2 separate regions of the Mus musculus genome follow, and region 2 is linked to region 1. Evidence: chromatin contacts called from ENCODE Hi-C or POLR2A ChIA-PET data. All regions are on one chromosome and are shown on one strand. The core of a region is the stretch at or near the end of the contact, and the rest is flanking DNA. Distances in the headings are between cores, read along the strand shown. Region 1 holds the start of Tmcc1 (transmembrane and coiled coil domains 1). Region 2 holds the start of Marchf8 (membrane associated ring-CH-type finger 8).

Evidence for each region. A loop is a pair of places that touch in the nucleus more often than their neighbours do. ChIA-PET counts read pairs that join two places held with the same protein, here RNA polymerase II (POLR2A).
Region 2: a map of T-helper 2 cell shows a loop between it and region 1 (2.6-fold over the local background). The contact joins the promoter of Marchf8 here to the promoter of Tmcc1 in region 1. A Hi-C loop is called at or near these places in 1 of 37 maps with a recorded cell type or tissue (T-helper 2 cell). POLR2A ChIA-PET finds 5 or more read pairs at or near these places in 1 of 5 experiments (Patski).

The regions. Positions count from the first base shown.
Region 1 is chr6:116,189,887-116,196,189 of GRCm38, reverse strand. Tmcc1 (transmembrane and coiled coil domains 1) reads left to right here and starts at 2,816. Exons shown (of 6, transcript NM_177412.1): 1 at 2,816-2,932. It also overlaps the pseudogene Gm8213.
Region 2 is chr6:116,334,514-116,340,441 of GRCm38, reverse strand. It overlaps Marchf8 (membrane associated ring-CH-type finger 8), which reads right to left and starts at 2,420. Exons shown (of 8, transcript NM_001302383.1): 1 at 2,227-2,420; 2 at 1,952-2,056.

The sequences.
Region 1 (6,303 bases), core at 1,567-4,066:
TCTCACTAGTAAACTAGACTGGCCTTAAATTCCCTAAGATCTGCTTGCCTCTGCTTTCTTAATGCTGAGATTAAAGGCATATGCCACCAACGCAAGCTAACAGTGGTTTCTGAATGGTACTGCGCATGTGAAATGTTTGAGGGTTAGCAGCACTACTTGGCAAGGATTCAGAGGTGTCTTTGTTGAAGTGGGCGTGGCCTTATTGGAGGAAGTCTGTCTGCTACCTGCTTTGCTGATAGGGTACTAAACCTTGGAAACAGTAAGCAAACCTAAATTAAATACTTTCTTTTCTTAGAATTGTTTTGGTCCCTTTTCCCTTTCTGCCACCGCCATGCCATCCGGACTGAGGAAGACCCGGAAACTCCGAGGCCACGTGAGCCACGGCCGCATCCGTAAGCACCGCAAGCACCCAGGCGGCCGCGGGAATGCTGGAGGCAGGCATCACCGCAGGATCAACTTTGACACATATCACCCAGGTTGCTTTGGGAAAGTTGGTATGAGGCATTACCACTTGAAGAGGAACCAGAGCTTCTGCCCAACAGTCAACCTGGATAAACTGTGGACATTGGTCAGCGAGCAGACGCGGGTCAATGCAGCAAAAAACAGGACTGTAGCTGCTCCCATCATTGATGTTGTTCGATCAGGCTACTACAAAGTTCTGGGCAAGGGAAAGCTCCCTAAGCAACCTGTCATCGTGAAGGCCAAATTCTTCAGCAGAAGAGCTGAGGAGAAGATTAAGGGTGTTGGAGATGCCTGTGTTCTGGTGGCTTAAAAGCCACACCGGAGGTTAATTAAATGCTAACATTTTCAAAAAAAAAAAAAAGAATTGTTTTGGTGTCTCTTCATTAAGACATTTAGCTTTTTATTTCTTTTCTTTTGCTTTTAAAAATTAAGTATGGCTAAGGAGAGAAGTATAACAGGTAGGTTACCAGTCTTTAATTTTAGCTACTCAAATGACAGTGTGGATACTGTAGTTTGAATCTGCAAATCCCTAGATGAGTAAAATGTTACCTTTTGTTGGTTAATGGCCATTTTTACATCTTGTGAAATACTTACCAAAGCTTTTTGCCTACTGTTTTATTGGGTTGTTTGTCCTATTATTTCGGGCAGAGGAGGTAACTGTGTAGTTTAGCACTTACTTAGCAGGCCAGTTCAATCCTCAGCCCTGAAAGAAAAGGCCTTACATCTCCTAGACTAGACAAGACTTTCATTGGATATACTCTACTTCTGAGTTCATTTATCATCAGTAATTTGCTTTTTTAATTACTCAAATGTTTATAAACAACATGAATTTTGATAAAATTTAACTTATCAAATAATGTCATGGTTCATGACTTTAAAATAAATCTTTGCCTAACTCAGGGATACAAAGACTTTTCTGTATTTTCTTCTTTCTTTTCAGTCTTATCTTTAGGTTTATCACCCATTTTTTAAAATCAGCTTATTATTATTATTTTTTACAATGGCATACATGCTTAGCCTTCATTTTCTGATCATTTTCCTTGGTGGCTTTATTCATGCTGCCCCTTACATGTGCAAGCTCATCCTCACCACCCTCCAATCTGAGTCAACCCTGCCACCTCCTTCTCCTTCACCTTTCCTTTAATTTATCAAAATGTATATCCATTTTACTCCCAATGTTTTTCTCTATGAGCACACTGCGTCCTTGCTTTCACCATCTTGCCAGTTGCTTCCTGAATGACCTCCCTCACCCAGGCCACTTTTCACATGGCTGCATAATAATTTAAAATCAGACATAATAATCAAGTTCCTAGCCCTGCAACCACGGCTGAAGAAAAGCTCAAAGGCTTCCTGAAACTCTCAGAAGTCCCAAACCTTTTTTATCTACCTCTTTTCACGTGCAGTCTAGGTCCTGACTGCAGCACCCTGACCAGTAGCCCCTTAGCTCCCCTTCTGGCCAGGCCGTGTCCTCACCCCAGTGCACTCTTTGCAACTTAAGGATTGTTAAATTGGACTGTAGCTCCATCATCCCCAACTACATTTCGCCCATTTGGTCTCCATCAGCTTTCAAACTTCACGAGCCAATGGACTCTGTTTATTACCGTTTTCCACTCACAGATCCTCCAATACCGGAAGAAGCTTTGCCATCTTAGTGACGGACGACTGAGTTAGAGACATCCCGATAATTAAAGAGATGAGCTACTAGGGGTTTTGTCATTGACCTAAAGCCAGTCCCTAGTTGGAAGGCCCTGGGAGTCAAGGTAGAGAGAATTGTGCGACTCGGAGGAGTGGGTCCCAGAAATTAGCTTTAGCCTGTTTAGCAGGACAGCTGGCCTGAGTTACTGAGGCTCTGAGGGCACCCGAAAAGCAGAGAAAGGGGCTGAGGATACGTGGGGTCCAGAGGTGGAAGAGCCGAGAAGCTGAAGAGCCCACGGTCCGAGGGGTTGAGAGGCTAAAGAACGACAAGCCGAGGAGTCGAAGAGCCGAGATGCTGAAATGCTTCAGCGTCTGAACTGCAGGAACGGTCAGGAAAAACTCTGGCGGAGGATGCCGCACCACCTGCAGCGCCTCCGCTTACTTGACCTGCGCCCGCGTGGGGGGGTGGGCCTGAGGCGTGGCTACACCTCTGGGTCGGGTCACGCCCCCACGGCGTGCGCGGTCCCGCTCGGCACCGCCTTGCGCATGCGCTGTCGGCGGGAGGCGGAGGTTGTGGGCGGCTGTGGCGACGGGGTGCGCGTTCTCGTTCTAGCTGTCGTTCCCTCGCGCTGGTTCGCGCTCGCGCGCCGGGGCCGTGGCAGCGGCGGCGGAGGCGGCGGCGGCAGCGGCTGAGGCGGCGCGGGGGGCGGGCCGGGAGGGGGGGGTGGTCGGGGTGGGGATGGACCGGGCGCGGCGGCGGCAGCTGCAGGAGCCGGCGCTGGAGACCGAGCCGCGGCGCTGGCGGAGACGCCGGCTGTCCGTCGTCTCTCCACCGGTGAGTAGGACTGGCCCAGGCCGTGGGTGGGGACGGGCGATCTCTTTAGCGCGGCCCGTCGCGGTCGCGGGGCCTCCTCGAGGCCTGGCGCGGATCGGACCTCTGGTCGCTCTGGCGGCGCCGAAGCCCCGGGCCTCCGGCCGGACCCCGCGTCTCCGGGCCTTCTGCCTGTCATTGGGACAACCCCCGCCCCCGCCCCCGCTCGGGCACTCTCCCCCGCTCTCCTTTGGGCAGAGCTGAGCGAGGGGCGTGTGAGGACTCGCGCCCAGGCCCAAGGCCTCCTGGCTAGCCGAGGTCTGAGAGTCCTCCCTCGTCCGGCCCTGCGGTACCCATAAGTTGGCCACCGAAAGTCAGCCCTTGCCACCTGAAACCAGTCTTGCACCTTTTGTTTTGATTTTGAACTCGTGGTTTAACTTGGAGGAGGAAACCCGCTGTCCTGCGAAGAATAGGTGAGATGGGAGTCTAGGTGGTTAGGATGCCCTTTATTAACCCTTTTTGTGGAGAGCAGGGGGCCCGCAGTGAGATGCATTTCGCTACAAAACCTGAGATTTCAGCCTCAGCCAAAGTGTGGACGGTGTTGGTCCAGTGATTCAGTGTCTGTCCCACTCCATCCCTGGACAGCGTTGATGGAGGTTCCCCTACTGGATCTGCTGCTGGGGCTTCTGGAGGTAGCCCACTTGAGCTCTTGGAGAATATCTCTCTGTGCTCTGGTGTCACGTTTTACCTTAGTCTTCATAGATCATAACCAATGTCCAGGCTTAGGTTTTATTGGAAAAAAAAAAAAAACGACTACCATGCACCCCTTCTAAAATGGTTGTTGTCATAGCCTGACATAGTTGTCAAAAGATCCATGTGCACATGCGTCCCTGGAATTCCTAAATTGGCTTTTCTTTTAAGGAAAAAAGAAAAATAGAAAGAAAACAAACACAGTAAAAACCCCAAGATTGAAAAAGCAGGTAACAACTTTAGAATATAGCACAAGTTTGATTTGTTCCTCTCCCTGTCCTGTATCTTAAATTTTAGAAATTAAACTAAACCTTTGTCTTTGAGTGTATAGAATTTGCATAAAGAAATTGTCACAAAGCTTGGAGGAAAACCTTAATAGAAATGGTAAGATATAAAATCCTCCAGGACCTGGGGTCTTACCCCCCAACTTTCATTTACAGATTGAGACTGAAATTGTGAGTGGGTGGTAGTTTTATCAGTGTCTCGTAACAGAGATACTTAGAGGTGGGATTTTAGATCAACAGTACCTTGCCCTCCACCAACAGAATTGGTTGTGTTTTTTGAACTTACACACCCACTCTCTGGCTAGTAGAGAAAGATTAAAAAGCTGCTTCTGGTTTGTGGGTGGTAACCTTTTAATTTCTAAAGAATTCTCATCTGCTTACAGACTAGATAGTTGATGAGCCCCATAGGAAAATTCTAGATATTAAAAATTCATTAGCACATGATCTAGATATCTTGTCATTATGGACGCTTATTAAAGACTTGACGGGATATCAGTACCATGTACTCTGTATAGGAAATGAGATTTCTCAGAGTATTTGCATCTTAAGATAAACAGAAGCACAAACAGTGACAGTGTTATGTCACCTCTCAGTTGTTGAGTCTTTCATGAGCATAAACCTCTTGGAGTTTCAGTGTCTTGGACTAGTTGGTGAACACCAGCAATTTGAACTGTTTGGTTCATCTCTACTGGAATGATAGCCCTTTTCTATAGGAGAAAGCATAAACCCAAGAACATTTATGAACCATTCACTCATTCACCAGATATTTACTGAGCCTTTACTCTGGCCCAGAATTCTTTTTAGATTATAATAAAGGAACAGAACAAGGCTTCTGCCTCAGTGAGCTGCATTCTGGGTGTGGAGCAGAGGCATAGACAACAAATAAGCAGGCATGACCATTTCAGTGACTAGAGGACAGCAGGCAGTAAGCGCTTTGGGTTTGTTGTTTGTTTGTTTGTGAAGAAGAAAGTAAATATTTTAGCTTTGAGGCACACAGCCTCTGTTGTAGCCATGCAGTTATTGTTTCAGTATGTGCAGCAACAGACAGAAAGTAAACTGGCATGTCTATTTTCCAGTTAAACTTAGACCCTGAAGTTTGAATTTTCACATATCATGAAATGCTCGTCCTTTCCTCTTTCAACCATGTAAACATGTAAAACTAATCTTGGTTTACAAGCCACTTAGAAACCTGGGGCAAGCTGAAACTAGATTTCTATAGAAAAAGTTTGCAGGTCCCTAATGAGGATTATGATAAAAACAAACAAACAACAAACAAAACAAAGAAAACACTAGTGTGACAAGTAACTAGGGGCTAGGTGGAGGGTTGCTGAGAGAAGCCTTGCTAGGGAGAACTTGAATTATGGCCTGAAAGATGGAAGAGCTTTTCTGACAGGTGGAAGTGTGAAGAAATGACCATGTTCCTTGCATCGAAGTCCCCATACACCATGCTCTTCTTGCTTTTGTGCCTGTATGTATGTATGTATGTATGTACTCCATGTATAGCATGGCATGTGTGTGGAGGTCAGAGGAGGCTTAGCAGTAAGCACCTTTATTCACTAAGCCATTTCACTGGCCCAACCTTTGGGTCTTTTCATCCTGTTATATTCCACTAGTTTATTGCTGTTCCCCATCAATTGTAAAAAATCTTGTTAAAGAATTTTTTTTGTTTTTGTGTTTTTGAGACAGGGTTTCTCTGTATAGCTCTGGCTGTCCTGGAACTCACTCTGTAGACCAGGCTGGCATCGAACTCAGAAATCTGCCTGCCTCTGCCTCCCGAGTGCTGGGACTAAAGGCATGCACCACCACACCCGGCTGAGATTTTTTTTTTTTTTTGAGTCAGGGTTTCTCTCTGTAGCCCTTGCTATTCTAGAGCTATGTAGACCAAGCTGGCCTTGAAGAGCTCAGAGCTTCTGTCTGTTCACCACCATGCCTAGTTATTATAAAATCTTACAAGTTAAAAAAAAATAATTCTCACGTAGTTGCTTTCTTTAAATGTTCAGAGTGGTTTTCTAGCCTATATATGAACAGCTTTAATGATAAAAAAATTCATGACTTCCAGGTAGTCTATGCTGTTATAAATGTAACTATTACAATATTCGTTCTGTGAGATTGATCTTTTTACCTGGGAGGGAACCTGCAGGTGGTTGTACCTCATTCCAGGCTTAGGCTTCAACATTGGTGTGTGGACAAAAATCACTCACATAGAGTGCAAACTGTACTTGACAACCCTTTAAACTGCTCAGAAAATAGTGTGCATTTTTTGTATATATAATCATTTAGAGTTTTTGGAGACTCCGAGCTTCACTGGAGGAAGAAACAGGAGAAAGGAATTTTTATGCAGATATGCAGGCCTCCAAACCC
Region 2 (5,928 bases), core at 1,171-3,670, 140 kb before region 1:
TCGCTGCTGAGAGAGAGCAAACCAATCTTCTCCAGGGATAAGTTCCCTGATAGGTTACCCAATCCTCCAATCCCAAATGGTCAGCCTTAACCACATATACATACAAGAAATACTAAAGGAACAGAATTCATGTGTTCATGTGTGTATGTAAAACAATAATAAAGACTACGAGGCTAAGAGGCCATATGTTTCAGAGGAAGCTGTGGGAGCAGAGGGAGAAATGGAGAGAGAGGGGACATGAAATCAGTACTCACGTGGGACGTTATAAACAACGGGCTGTGGGCTGCAGAACCAGTCACAGAGCAGTTACCTGGTTTGTGTGAGAGCCTGTGTTTAATCCTCAGAAAGAAAAGTGAAGAAACAGAACATGGTAGAGGAAAAAGAGGGACAGAACTCCTGTGACAGAAGATGCCCTTCAAGCAGATGGCTCACCCAACAGTAAAGAGGGCTCTTCATTTCTCGCTCCCACTGGTTGATTGTTTTGTTATCCGAGACTGGACAAAGGCCCTGTGCGTGCTACGCGTTCCCCCTGTTACAGAACCACATCTGCAGCCCCCAACAGGGAAGCTTAACAAGAGAATCTATTCCATCCTGTCTGGGCCTTGAACTAATTTCTCCTAATGCTGGTTTAAATGACATAGCCATGCTGGACTTAAAACACTCACATTTAGCAACAAGAAGCAAGGAAACCTTGTCTTCAAATAAATGATAAATTTGTTTTTAGTTTAGGTACATTCCACATATTTTGTGTTTACCTAAAATTCATATTTAATTGTGAATCGTGTGTTTCATCTGACAATCCTGGATGTAGCCAAGACATGCAACACAGTTTCATCGTCTGCCTATACTTAAAGAGAAGGTAAAGGAGGGAGTTGTCTTGGAAAAGACAATGTACCTCACCTGGGTGTCACAGACATTAGACGACCAACAGCCACCTCCTCACAAAGGACAAACTTTTTAAAATGTGTTCTCTGCCTCTATCTTCCCACTGCCAGGATCACAGTGCGCCACCGTGCCCAGCGATTTTCCCTGCTAACATCAAAGTTCAGTACATCTCTTATCAATAAAGTCTCCAGAAACAAGAAGTTAGGAAAGTACACATGGCTCTTTATTTTAACTTCCTCAGTAATTTCACACTCTGCATACCCTCATTCACTGCATCCAACAGGATATTTCGTTTGATTTTATTGAACATAGGGTCTCACACACTGAATCTCTCAAAATGCAAAATTTTCTTGCTTCAGATTTTCAACATTTAGTTTTTAAAAAAAAAAGTGTCCACATCATTCCATGTATAGTTCATACATTCTTTTTCACAGCACGTGATTTGAGTATTCTAAATGAAGTATTCCACTCCCATTTTGAGTAACTAACCAAGCAAGTACATGTGAAGTCTACTATATAGAAGCACGATTGCAGTCCCTCCTGGGGCTGATCAGAAATACTGCTGTTTTTTCCAAGAGATAAGTTATATATTTATTATTTCTCTAATTGCATAACATATAATCGAACAAAATAAAGAAAAAAAAAAATAATGGGAAGGGCCATACTTCATACGTATCTTGAGACATCATCAAATTAACAAAAACATAAAACGACAAAAAAAAAAAAAAAAAACCACTTCATAATAAATCTTGACAGCTGTATGACCACTGTGTGTCTTTACGTGGGGGAGACAAAGAAGCAGAAAAGGGCTGGCTTTCTTTCTTCCTTTGTTGTTGTTTTTTTTTTTTTTTTTTTTTTCAAATGGGCTTTCAGAGAAGCGTGTTTTCTTTTTAAGGGAGGTTTAGCTGCGTTAAAGATACGTGAGAAGAACGTGAGCCATTATAATCCTCCCCTAATAAATTCCCTATTTAAAAAAACTTGACTCAGATGAAGGAGTCCAAAAAAAAAAAAAAAACATTTTTAAAGACGAGCAAATGGGCGGCGATTAAAATGTAAAGCAGCCTACCTACGCTTTGCCTCCAGCGCTTCTACTAGAGCAGCACCGTCCAGACGCCACGTCAGGCACTCAGACACCAGGAATCCACACTTCCATCTCGGACGGACGCGGAGACTGAAGCAGAGGCAGGGAGGGAGGGTTGCCCGGTGCGCGCCCTCACAGCCCAGCCCGGGCAGGACTTCACCTGAGAGAGCCCGAGACCTTCGGCCGCCCGCCGATAGGGTGACCGGACCCCGCCCCGCAGCACGCGGCCTCTCCCCGGCCCGAGACCTCCGCGCACCCACCTGTCGCGGCCTCCCAGCGGCCACACCCCTGGTGGCCCGGAGCGCGCGGCCCCGCCACGCCGCACCTCGGCGCGAGCAGCTCAGGTGGGCGCGGAGCTCCACGCGCGGCCCGCTTCCTGCATGACCCGGGCCGGACGCAGCAGGGCCGCTGGGTCAGCGCGCAGCCTACACCACCCAGCGAGAGGACGCCGACTGACCGGTCACGTGACGCGCCGGTCACGTGCCCCGCCGCGCCTCAGGCTAAAAGCGTTGCTTTGGCGACCTGGGGCGCTGGGAAGGCGGGGTAGCGGCGGCGGCCGCCTGGTAGACTGGCGCTGGGTGAGGCTGCTGGTAGACTCCGCCCGGCTTCACCTTCTCAGTGTAGAGAAAGGTAAACCTTCCGGTGCGCTAGCAAATGAAGTGGGAGCGAGAACTACGCGGTAAAACGTTTGTGTGTATGGACGAGCAGGGTTTTTTGTTTTGTTTTTTCTCTCACTCCCTAACCTAGAGAGACTCTGAGTGTATATGGTATGGATATGTAAATATGGTATTCATAATTTTTATGAGGATATTTCTGTCCATGTAGACAAGACGTATTTGACTCTACTTTGTCTACATTAAACTCATCCCTGATTATACCTGTACACTGGTGTTGTGACTTGTCCCCACCACAGTACTGTTGGTTGGACCCAAAGATTCTCTCAGAAGCTATCATTCCTAACTTTTACAATTTCTTGACATTCTAATTTTCCTAAGTCACATCTTACAGAAGGAGAGGTTTTGGCCACTGGCAGTTTTATTTATCCAATAATCTTTATTACACGGTACATTCAAGGTATTTTTTTTTAAATTCATGAGAGATTTGTAAGGCAATCCCTGCAGTACTCCACGATTTTCTATTGTCTAGAAGTAAGTCTGTTGGTTTAGCTAATCAGGTTACTCAGCATACTCAAATATGCTGGTCAGTTTGCATACTATGCTGTTTAGAGAGCAAACTGTCAGGAGACAAAACATCTGGATCCATGTAGCAAAGCAAAAAATGGGTCCATTCCTGTAGATCACCTTGAAAGCAACATTCATCTAGAAGATGGAATGGTGAATTTTTTTCGTGCAGATTTTTGCTGTGGGAAGCAGCAGCTACAACCTGAGAGAATCCTCCTGCCCTGGTGGCAGGCTTTCCTATAAGGCAGGACTAAACTTCCATTAGTGTCGTACATGGGCAAGAAGAGTCAATTAAGTGATTTGGGGGTGTGGGAGCCTGCCATCCGAAGTGACAAAGATTTCCAAGTTCTAGAAGTGTCTGAGTAGTTGTGGAGCTGGAAATATTATTTAGGCAAAGCTAGAGTCTCCTAACACAAGGATTCCCTACCCAAGAGATTTCTGAAGCCTCTCTTCATCTAAAACAAAGCTCTGAGTCCTGAGACCAAAATCTTGCATCTGTCCAAACAAGGGAACAAACAGGAAGTGGGAAGAAACCTCTGTACTTAGAAGGTAAAGCTGCTAAAATAAAGAAAAAAAGCAGTTGCTTTGAGGTGACCATTTGCTCAATGCAAGAAGCCTCGTGGCCTTTGGTAAAAATCCTCCTGTCTGTGCTAAAGGGGATGACTTCCCTCCTAGACTGTAGATCAGGGGATGCCAAGTGAGGCATGAGCCAGGGGGCCAATGTTACCCTACAACTAGTCACACTCAACTCTTCAAATGCTTAAGCACACGTTTATCAGTTACGGGTTCCTTGCAAACAAAAGATGCTGTTACAGTCGATGTTAGTGTGCATGTGTAATTTCTGCCCCAGGAGGTTTTCAAGAGATCAGGAATTCAAGGTCAAGCCTAGACTACATAGTTGACCTAAAAAAAAAAAAACAGTGACAAAATATACTGCTGGTGTCTATGATCATAATGGCATTGAACAAGGTGAATCTGAAGTGTGAGGAATAACAGAAACAAATTAAGAGATGAATATCTATATCTTAACTATGCTGTTGAAAAGCAGCCCTTGAATCCACACTTCCTGATTTTAAGTCTTGGACAGCTTTCCACAAGAGCAACACCTGGGATAGCTTGTGAAAGAGGTTTCTTGTGGCTCCAGAGAGTCCAGTCCTAGATGACCTGACACTTCTCCTTCTTTGTAAAGACTCATTCTTCTAGAATGAGGTGTTTAGACAACTCTAGAATGGAAAAAAATCCAAAAGTGGGCATGGAGGCACATGCCTGTGGCCCCATCTATACCAAAGGCTGAGGCTGGATATCACTGAGTTGAATCAAGCCCTGAAGCTAGCCTGAACAACAGAACAAGACTCTGTATCCCTATAAGAAGAAAAGACACATTGCTTTCAGTATTTTAAATGGTTTTTAGTTTAGCATCTCATTTTTTAAACTCAAAACTTAAGATGAAGGTGGCTATATCACAAGACCTAATCACACTCAATATTTTGGCAACAGCACAAGAACAATGTGTCCTCAATTCACTAACATTTGTAAGCATAAATTAAATCTGTCTGATTCTGCCTTGTTTAATCATTCACTAACATCGTTAGCACACAATCATGGCCTTGCCATTTTAAGTGCTAATCTTAATCATGACAATTGACTATATCTGTTATTGTTTATGTGATTTGATGTCTTAAGTATTGACATCTGTCTTCTAGATTTCCTTAAGTCTCCAAGCAAGATCATATCCCCTGTACCGGCTAGGTTTGTGTGTCAACAAGCTGGAGTTATCACAGAAAAAGGAGCCTCCCTTGTGGAAATGTGTCCATGAGATCCAGCTGTAAGGCATTTTCTCAATTAGTGATCAAGGGTAGGAGGGCCCATTGTGAGTGGTGCCATTCCTGGGCTGTTCTGGATTCTACAGGAAAACACACTGAGCAAGCCAGTAACATTCCTCCGTGGGCTTTGCTCCTGCTTCCTGACCTGCTTGAGTTCCAGTCCAGACTTCCTTGGTGATGAACAGCAGTATGGAAGTGTAAGCTGAATAAACCCTTTCCTCCACAACTTGCTTCTTGGTCATGATGTTTGTGCAGGAATAGAAAAGACATCCCCTTAGTCCAGACAGGCTAAGACTCTTTTGATGTTAGTAGATATGCTCAACATCCGTAGTAAGTCTAAAGAAACTTTAACAGATGGAGCCTCCACCTTCTGAGGCACTTAAGGTTCAGAGGGAAATCAGGAAGACTAGGAAGATATGAAGCCATGGGTCCCCTCATGTGTACTCTTTGGTTGGTGGTTTAGTCCCTGGGAGCTCTGGGGGATGGTCTGGTTGGTTGATTTTGTTGTTCTTCCTATGGGGTTGCAAATCCCTTCAGGTTCTTCAGTCCTTTCTCTAACTCCTCCATTAGGGACCCTGTGCTCAGTCCAATGATTGGCTGCAAGCATAGGCCACTGTACTTGTCAGGCACTGGCAAAGCCTCTCAGGAGAGCTATATCAGGCTCCTGTCTGGGTTTGGTGACTGTATATGGGATGAATACAAAGGGTATCTCTTGCACAGTAAGGTCTAATAGATTTGCCTTGCTAGGCTTGGGACTCACTTTAGGAACTCTCATCCCTCACTGCTTTTCCCTTCTGCAGCAGTTATGTTATGACCATTGTTGGATTGTGGAAGCATAACATTTTTTGATTTCACAGGTTTCCAGCTGGTGAAGAGATTTTGCTTCAGGTTGAATCAGACTCAGTCTTACCTACACCTGCTATAGATGGCATTTAAGATAGAATGGACTATCTATCAG